Regions from separate parts of the Mus musculus genome. Here region 2 is linked to region 1. A link is a contact called in ENCODE Hi-C data. All regions are on one chromosome and are shown on one strand. The core of a region is the stretch at or near the end of the contact, and the rest is flanking DNA. Distances in the headings are between cores, read along the strand shown.

Region 1 (4,483 bases), core at 1,310-3,809:
TTGTATTAATAATCCCACTGGCTTATTAATAAGACCACTACCACAATATCTTGAGCCAAACTTGAAGCAAGCTTTAATTAAATACTGGCCAAGGTGGTGGACTCTGGTCTCGAGTATTCTGAGATTCCCAGAAAATGGTGCTGAGTCAATCCCCCTTGGGTTGTATCCTGAGTCAAATCCTCGACTCTGTGGCAGGTACCTGTTTACACTGGGATCTAATAACCATCAGCTTAATGGTACCCAGATGAGAATTATCATCAAGTTAAGGCATTAATGATGCCAGGGGCAACAGTAATTAGTAGAAACAGAAAGGTCAAAGGCCCTGCATTGGCTGACATCAGTTACTATCCAGGAGGAGCCTGAAAATGAGAATGGGGACAGGTCATTTATGTCATCACAGGCCCCTCCTTCAACCCCCCTCCATTTTTGCAATATTTATTTCCTTAATTATTTTAGGACAGCCAGATTATCTCTAACAGTTATAGAAACAATTTTCTCTTAAAGCCACACAGGACCTCCTTGTTCTGTCTAAAGCAGGTCAGGTACCCTATTGTATTGTAGACCAATTTCAGCTAGTCAACCTACCTGTTGATAGATCTGAGTCTATTTGGTTTCAACAAGTACCTTTCCTGGTATGCCAGTGGGCAAGATAGGCAGCCGTTTTGTCCCCTGTGCCAGGTCCTTTTGACCTAACATCACAGCCTGTTGAGGACACAGGGTAGCATACTCTACTCTCTTTAACTACTTCATGCTGAAATTAAGATGTTGTCCTCAGATTCAGGAAATGGAGCATTCATTAGAAGCATCTGGTGAGCTGACCCAGCTGGAGAGACAGGGAGCAATCCGAATCAGCTGGCTTGGTCCATGTCAGCTTTCGGCAAGTCCAGGGCTCCAAGCCATCTGGATCAGTCTGTAGTCTGCAGCTGATTCCTGGGTGGTGCCTGTCATCTGAAATCTGTCTCAGTGGAAATCTGCTGAGACAGATACAAGCTAGGGACAGAAGTTAAAGTTTAAGGAAAATCTTACACGTGGAACTTTTAGGCCTATAGTCCTGGTAATTGGGAAGGAGAGAGTCTCAAGACAGAGATAGGGGAAGCAGGGAGAGAGGGAGAGAAGGAGAGAGAGAGACCTCGTCCTCAGGGATAGGTGTGGGGACTTAGGTGGTTCTTATCTGGAGTCCTTTTGACCTGTGGGAGGTGGATTCAAGTCTTAGGACTCAGACTCCCTGAGCTTACAGGATTTTTTAGTCTACTTAAAGAGAGAAAAGTTTTAGATATATAAGCATTGTCACTGTGTGTAATCTGTAGTGATCTACATTGTGGGAAAAGCAGCAAGCAGGTGTCTGTAAGACAGCTGGAGTAGAATCCCACCTTTGAATCAGCAAAAGCTATGGCTTCAGGTTAAAAAAGATGAACATTTATTTCTCCTCTGTCCAGTGGGATGGACATATAGATTTGACAGAGACAATTTTAGCCAGTGAGAAGCACCGTTAAGTCTATACTTAGAAGACAACCAAATAAAATTTAAACTCTTTTCCTTGTGACTATAATAACAATCAGTGCTCTACCATCTGTCAGAATTCCACTGATCAGTGTTAAAACTCTGAACTTTTGAAATCTTAGTATAACAAGAACAGAGAGGTAAAGAAATATGAAACTCCCATTTTTCATATACCTTAAATCATTCTCTTAAACCTTTACAACGAACGCCATAAGTCACTTTCTTAGATCCTCTGAACTTAAGCCTTCACGTTCTCAGACCTCTCTGCACCTTAGAACACTATCTTAGACCCTCAGAACTTACATAGACTTTAAACCGTTTATCCATCTAGTCATTTACTAGAGGCACAAATGGTTTTTGCTGAGAGCAGCCATTGCAAAGCAAGTGCTTTGAGTAAAAGAACAGTAAATAGCTACATCAGAAACCTGTTTGTCCTTTAATATGAAGCCTGTTGGCAAGGAAACCCCATCTACCTTTCTCAACTGGAGACTTAGTAGCTTTAGAAACAGCAAGGCCTAGTTTTTACATATGATGTGAACTATCTAGGCAGCTGCAGCCTTGCAGGGAGGAGCCCGTTGCCTGCTGCCGTTAAACTGACAGAGCTACAGTTAGCCTAGCCATCAATGCCAGCAGAGATCCGAGAAGGATACATTGTAGCAGAAAGTATCCAAATGGCTTATGTTCTGATTAAAATGACAGAGACTTACTCATTATCGAGATGATCACCCTAGGCTCTGTGGCTACGATGGCTTGGGGGGAGGTGGAGGTCTCAGGCCAGCATTGGTCTTCAGTCACCAGGCCCAGAAGATCTGAGAGAATTTTATGTGGAGGACAGGTGAGGAACTTTGTGGGGACTGACCTTACCCTGTGGTTCTTTCAATGGACTTGAGTTCTGTTCCCAACTGACCTTACTTTGACCAGGCAAGAGTACAGCAATCAACTCAACAGTGGCCGGGTTTGATGGCAGACGAGGCATGAGGCAGTTATGCCCAGTGGTTAAGGTTACCAGAATCCAGATGAAGGTGTCATGTTTAGAAGCCTTCATCTGGCTTCTACTACTAGGAGCTGGGGTCTCTGTCATGGTAAGCTCTTTTACATTAAACATTCTAAATTCCAAATTCAGCAGACCTTTAGAAAGTCTTAAGGACCAATATCTATTAAGTATATACAAAGTAATAAACTTTGCTTGCTTTTAGTTACTTGCTTTAGGCTTAACCTTGAAAAGTAAATAGCCAGGGGGTGCCGCCTTTAATCCCGGCACTCGGGAGACAGAGGCAGGCAGATTTCTGAGTTCCAGGACAGCCAGGGCTATACAGAGAAACCTGTCTCAAAAAACCAAAAAACCAAAAAACAAAAAAAAAAGTAAATAAAGCTTATTTCTATAATTAATGATATTAGCACTCAGCATGACTACAAGTGAGGTTCTGAACACATTATGGAATTTGATCATTTACTCTGTGACTGTTAACTTGCATGTCTTAACTATGGCTTAGCAGCTTTTATAAGACTAGGATTTTACAGCTTTATTTTTGTGAAGTTTGAATTAAAAAAAAACAATCATTTCTGAAGGAACTGAAGCTCTTTGGTATCAAAATAAAACTGTAACTCATAAACACAGTCCACATAGATACTGGGAACTTTGCTGAGCCTTTTACAGTGTACCACTATAGAATATTAGTTTCTTATATTACTCAGATTATCACAATAGCTAAAGCCTAACGAAGTTAGCCAAGACGAGGAAGGGAGACATACATTCCCAAGCCAGCCTCTTCCAGCCTGAGCCGGCCTTAGGTAAGGAGAGACATCCATCCAGTTCTTAGTCAGATTCTTCAGGTCGTTGTCTTGTTGCTCCAAAAGAGAGGAATACTTAAGGTTTTGGTGTTTAGCGTTTGGTGCTCATAGCTGTGGCCCTAATTTTTTAGCCTCTTATCTATTTTTTAAGGCCAGATATTAATAATATAAAACATTCTATAAATTTAAAGTATCCCATAGCCTTATACATTTAAATATTTTAAAAGCTGTTCTTTTAAAAATATCCACTTTTCTAATTTTAAAATATCTGTAAAACTCCAAAATTTTCTCTTAAAGAAGCTTTAAAATCTCTCAATTGTGTGCTCCTATAACAGTAAATAATAATAATAATAATAACAAAGTACCTTTTTTTATTTGAAGAGGGGGAAAAACCCAGAGCAAAACCATAATCTGAACAAGACAAAGCCGAGCTCCAACAGTACCGACAACTCAGTGCTCAGTACCTGGGATTCACTCACCGTCCTCTGGGATTCCCAGTGGGGCCTGGGTCACCTCTGTGGCCCTGTCCTCAGCATTATACCCAGCCTGCCTTCCAGGTGCCAGCTGGCTCCATTTCATAGCAGCTGCTGTTTCTGGGGGCTGTCATACGGCACCAGCCCTGCCACACAGTGCCAAGCCTCAGCTATTCTCCATGGCTACTTCATGCCTTTAAAACCAGTACCACCCAGGTGACTCTTATATCACAAAGATTGGCTGTTCCACAAGGTATGTTCTTGTATATAAATGCATGGAGATAAAGCGTTAAGACCATATTAAACAAACATTGTTTTTAAATCCTGTCTTTCATAAACCTTGTTTTTATGACTTTGTTTTCAGGACAGAAATCATTATATAAAAATCCACCGTAGTCCAAAATCTGAGACCCTGTTGCCTCCTTGATTTTATACCATGCGCTCACCTTTAATCAACATTGGTGGTGGTGAAGTCACATGACATTCACCCGCTGCATCCCTAACAAAGATGGCTGCCAGCCAAGAGGCTGCCTCCTTCCCGATGCGGAACAGCAGCTAAGATGGTGGCAAACCACATGTTGCTATATCACGAAATGACATCATGCCACATGGTCCCTTTAGGTTACCTATGCGTAGAGTTTTAACTATCAATCCTGTGATACAAGTTTTAAATGAATTGTTTTTCAGAAATTTCACGCCATACCCAATAAAGTTATAAA
Region 2 (4,721 bases), core at 1,433-3,932, 42 kb after region 1:
TCGCCTGCTGAACTCCCTGCTCTGCTGACACGGTGTTATTTATCACAGCGAGGCTGACAAGGATGGCGAAAGCATCTGGCTGACTTCCTGATTCACAGACCAGCATTTCCTCCTGTGCACAGGAGCCTGCTATGTATGGTTTGTCTGGAAGGTACAGGCAGTCTAGCCATTCCTGAGCAGATCGGATGTCCCGGTGTTGTCTTTGGACAATACGACTCATTCATATATCTACTTTGTAGTTTTTAGATTTATCCCAGAGTCACTTTTAGTGGTCTCCTGACCTCATCCATCTCAGGCTGAAGCGACTTCAAACTCGGCAAAGCGTTCCCCACGTTCAGGTCTCCCTACCTCCTCTCGTGCTCCATCCCCATACTGTGCTTTGGCTCAGCTCCCCACAGCCAGGAAGGATCTTCCCTCTTCCGGGAGAGGCACGGCTTGAATGATGGGACGTTGGATGCCCACAGTCTCGTTCCTCTTTGTCAGAGTCCCAGTTTCCTACAGAGACAGAGAGCTGCCCTTTTTGTTGTCCAGTCTTGACTGCTGCTGAAAGGTGACACACTGTAAGTATTCTTTATTTCAATGAGTTAAGGGGGAAACCCACTTATTTGGATTTATTTACTTGTTGTGTCTCTGTGTGAATACAGAAATAGTTAGGTAAATTCCTTAGTGGAAAAATTAACATCCCAGTAGCTTAAAAGCTACTCCACCATGCAGTCAAAACCTTCCACCAGCATGCATTGATGGAAATGATTGTAAGCAAAGAGAGAGAGAGAAAAAATGTTTGTTTTGTTTTGTTTTGTTTTGTTTTGTTTAAATACTAGTCCTAGAAGCCACAATGCAAAGTCAGCATATCTAAGGAATCACCATCCTGCGCCTTGCAGGGCCTTCCATGTAGCATCAGCTGACTCAAGAGTCCATTTTTCCCTACTTGGCTTTGCTCTGACTGAGGTAGAATAAAGGCCCTAGGTGATCCGTCATGGAAAATGCACCCTCAAGTTTTCCAAAACTGGGAACTGAAATTGAACTGATGATGGCTTCATTTTCACACACACACTAAATCCTCCAGGTCTGGGACTGTGGCCCTGACACCGAGTGGAGGCCCCTCCCCAGGGTACCCATCTCTGTGGCTCCGGCTGACTCTCCTGACAGGCCGTTCCACTGCTAATGCCATTTTGTGCAAACAAAACACAGTTCCAGAAGGTACTCATGACTGTATCCTAGTGCCCAGTAGGGCTCTCAAAAATACGGCCCTGCTCCATTAGAATAACCACCATCAGTGCCTGCAGTCCTCTGCCAGCCAAATCCCTAGGCGGCAAAAACACCGGCTCAGACCCTTTGTACCAGAGTTTCCATCTAGAAGGGGGAACGTAATTAAGCAAAGGTAGTGTAATGAGGACGTCGGCATCAGGGTTCCTCTAGGAAAATTCCATGCTGGAGGAAAGATGGGCCACCCACAGGAACTCTGACTTTAGAGGAAAAACTACCTGCCTATGCATTGTATCCTTCCTGCATTGTCCCCCTCTATCTCTGTCTCTGTCTCTTTCTCTCTCCCTCTCCCTCTCCCTCTCTCTCTCTCTCATACACACTCACATGTAAAGCTGCAGTAAGCAGGTTTAAGGTAGATTGGGGTGTGTGTGTGTGTGTGTGTGTGTGTGTGTGTGTATGTGTGTATGTGTGTGTGTACGTGTGTGTGTGCTGGTACATGTGTGCACACTTGTGCACCTGAGATTGACATTAAGTCTCACTTGATCTCCGAGTTAATCACTTAACTCACTGAGTTAGCATCTCCCAGTTGACCCCAGAACTCACCAATACTGGTTAGTCTAGCTTTCAGGCTTGCTCTGGGCACCCCTGTCTGCCTTCCCAACGCTGGGATTGCCCATCTGGCATTTACATGGGTTCTGGGATCTGAACTCCCAGCCTCACACTCAAAGAGCAAGCACACTACCAGTTTTTTTCCCATCCCATTTCTTCTTTTAATAAAAGCTTTTGGACGCAGGGTCAGGCCTTATGGCTGGAAGCCAGCAGTAGCTTCAGACATCAAAGCTATTAACCATGGGACAAAACGCCATTTTCAGCAAGTCTGAGCCCAGGCCAGGGGGTGATCAACAGGAGGCAGGAGGCAAGAGGCTGGAACTCAGTGCAGACAGAGTGAGCTTGCTGAGGGAAGGAAGTGACACACACTGTCAACTCACAACAGGATATACTTTCTCAAAGCACAGCATGGCATGGCTCACTTTATCTTACCAAACCAAACTGACAAATGTAGGCTCAGGCATGACCTCAGCTGAAACTTTGCAGGCCAAACTGAGATCATTGTCAGGGCAAAAGGCAGTTGGACTCCCAGGGGAATACTAGTGGAAGATTCCCTTGACCCATCGTTAAAAACCAACAATGTGACTGCGGATAGAAGAAGCCATGGGGACCTGGGCGTTGAGTGTCCTGGGAAGGGGGATGCAAGAAATCTGACTTCTTGTTGGGCCACACTGAAAACCGATTGGGGCTGGCGGTCTGGGCCTCAGCATCCTTCAGGCTGCCTTCTGACTCAGGATTCTGCTAGCCATTTATCTAGATTCTTTGAAAGCCAAGAACAGGAGTTAGGAGCCTAACTTTGCATCAGCACTGGTGTGCGCGGGAGCCAGTCACAGCCCCTCTGGCAGTTTCTCCACTCAGCAGAGCCTGTTCACTGGGACTTCGCTTTTGAAAAGAAAACCAGTGACTATTACTCATGAGCCGGTACGCAGCGCCACCTAGTGTCGTGAAGCCGTGTGTACTGTTCTTAGTGCCGAGCTTCCAGCCCTGACTGACTGTTGCAGGGTTCCAGCAGCTGGAGCACACACAGAACCTTCCCGCTCCGTCTGCGCATTTCCTATCTGATGTCCTAGCTAGAGGCTCCTCTTCCCCTCTCATGCCTTTGTCCCCGATCTTTGTTTCTCTGTCATCTCTTTCTGGAAGAACATCAATTCCCATGGGTCAAACCACACACTGGGAGGAAAACAAAACAAAAAAGCCCAAACAAACAAACAAACAAAAAGCCCAGCTTCTTCAACAAATGGTACTGGTCAAACTGGCTGTCTGCACGTAGAAGAATCCACATAGATCTATATTTACAACACTGCCCAAACTCCATATGAAGCAAAGACCTCAACATAAAATCAGATACACTGAACCTGATAGAAGAAAAAGTAGAAAATAGTTTTGAACTCATTGACACAGAAGAAGACATTCTGAACTGAACACCATTAGCATAGACACTGAGAACATAATTCACAAATAGAACCTCATGAAAAGCTACTGTGTGGCAGGGGACATCATAACTCAGACAAAGTAATAGACTACAGAATGGGAAAAGATTTTTTTTTTACCAACAATAGAGTGCTAATATCTCTAAAATGTATAAAGAATGAAAAAACTGGACATCAAGAAAACAAGCAACCCAATTAAAAATGGGGTACATATATGAGCAGAAAATTCTCAAAAGAGGAAATACAAATGGCTGAGAAGTACTTTAATGTTCAGTATTGTTAGTCATCAGAGAAATGCAAATCAACTTTGAAATTTCATCTTATACCAGTCACAATGATCAAGTTCAATAAAACAAGTGACAGCAGATGCTGGTGAGGACATGGAGGGAGGGGTCAGTCCTCCACTGCTGGTGGGAGTGCACACTTGCACAGCTACTATGGAAATCAGTGTGGTGACCCTCAGGGAGATGGGGACTGATCTACCTAAGATCCAACTATACCACTCTTGGACATCTACCTAAAGGCTACTTCATGCTACCATACCATACTATTCTATACCATACTATACGGTACTATTCTATATCATACTATACGGTACTATACTATACATTACTTGCTCAACCATGTTCATTGCTGCTCTATTCATAATAACCAGAAATTGGAAACAGCCTGGATGTCCACCAATGGATGAATATATATTTTTAAATGTGATAAGTTTACATAATGGAATGCATTCAGCCATTAGAGAAATAAAGTCATGAAATTAGGAAATAAAAACATCATCCTGAATGAAGTAACCTAGACCTAGAAAGACAACTTTGGCATACGCTTGTTTATTTGTGATGTTAGCTGTTGAGTCTTTAATAAGCAGGCTACCATCCAGATAACCACAGAGGTTTGGCAGAGAGTAAGGGACTAGCAGGGAGGGAGGGAGGGATGTCCCTAGGAAGGAGAAATAAAACAGGTAAGTATAAGTGGACAGGGGAGGCAGGAACAGGAGGATAAAATGGGGACAGGAGGAAAGAAGAAGTAAGGGAAAGAATATGGGAAGAGACTGATAGCACTAAGAGCCATTTGAGGGGTCATGGGGAAACTAACACAATAGAAGTGTCCTAAATCTAAATGAAATGATCAAATAATGGGAGATGGAACCCCAACTGGACATTTCTGGTCACCAAATGAGCTTCTTGTGCTGGTAATGGGTTATATCTAATTGAGTCGTTGGCCAAAGGCATCCCATTGGAACTCCCAACCAACCCAGGCTGTTGCCAAAGCTTTTGGCTGTTGTCCTTAAACTGATAGTAAAGCCCTATTCCTGGAGACAACAACCACACAACTCACTGAACACAGAGAAGTAGAGTTGATGCCTACATACAGCCATCACCCTATAGACTACTGTTCTGGATACTTGAGGGTGCTCAGCACACTACCGAAGGAGAAAGGTAACTACCCATCAAGCTACAAAGTCCTTGAATC

Evidence for each region. Hi-C counts contacts between places; a loop is a spot of excess contacts on that map.
Region 2: a map of gastrocnemius shows a loop between it and region 1 (2.1-fold over the local background). The contact joins the enhancer-like site here to the promoter of 4933431G14Rik in region 1. A Hi-C loop is called at or near these places in 2 of 37 maps with a recorded cell type or tissue (T-helper 17 cell and gastrocnemius).

Annotation. Positions count from the first base shown.
Region 1 is chr6:72,120,638-72,125,120 of GRCm38, forward strand. 4933431G14Rik (RIKEN cDNA 4933431G14 gene) reads right to left here and starts at 2,560. Exons shown (of 3, transcript NR_045165.1): 1 at 2,408-2,560; 2 at 2,208-2,309; 3 at 1-990. The region is part of intron 1 of St3gal5 (ST3 beta-galactoside alpha-2,3-sialyltransferase 5); the gene reads left to right.
Region 2 is chr6:72,162,334-72,167,054 of GRCm38, forward strand. Gm38832 (a long non-coding RNA gene) reads left to right here. Exons shown (of 2, transcript XR_869176.3): 1 at 1-560. Among named protein-coding and RNA genes, the nearest start is that of Gm38832, 2.8 kb to the left of the region's middle. Within about 2 kb of position 2,683, at least 1 of the 3 ENCODE cell types and tissues checked has a DNase peak (open chromatin) inside an H3K27ac peak, as active enhancers do.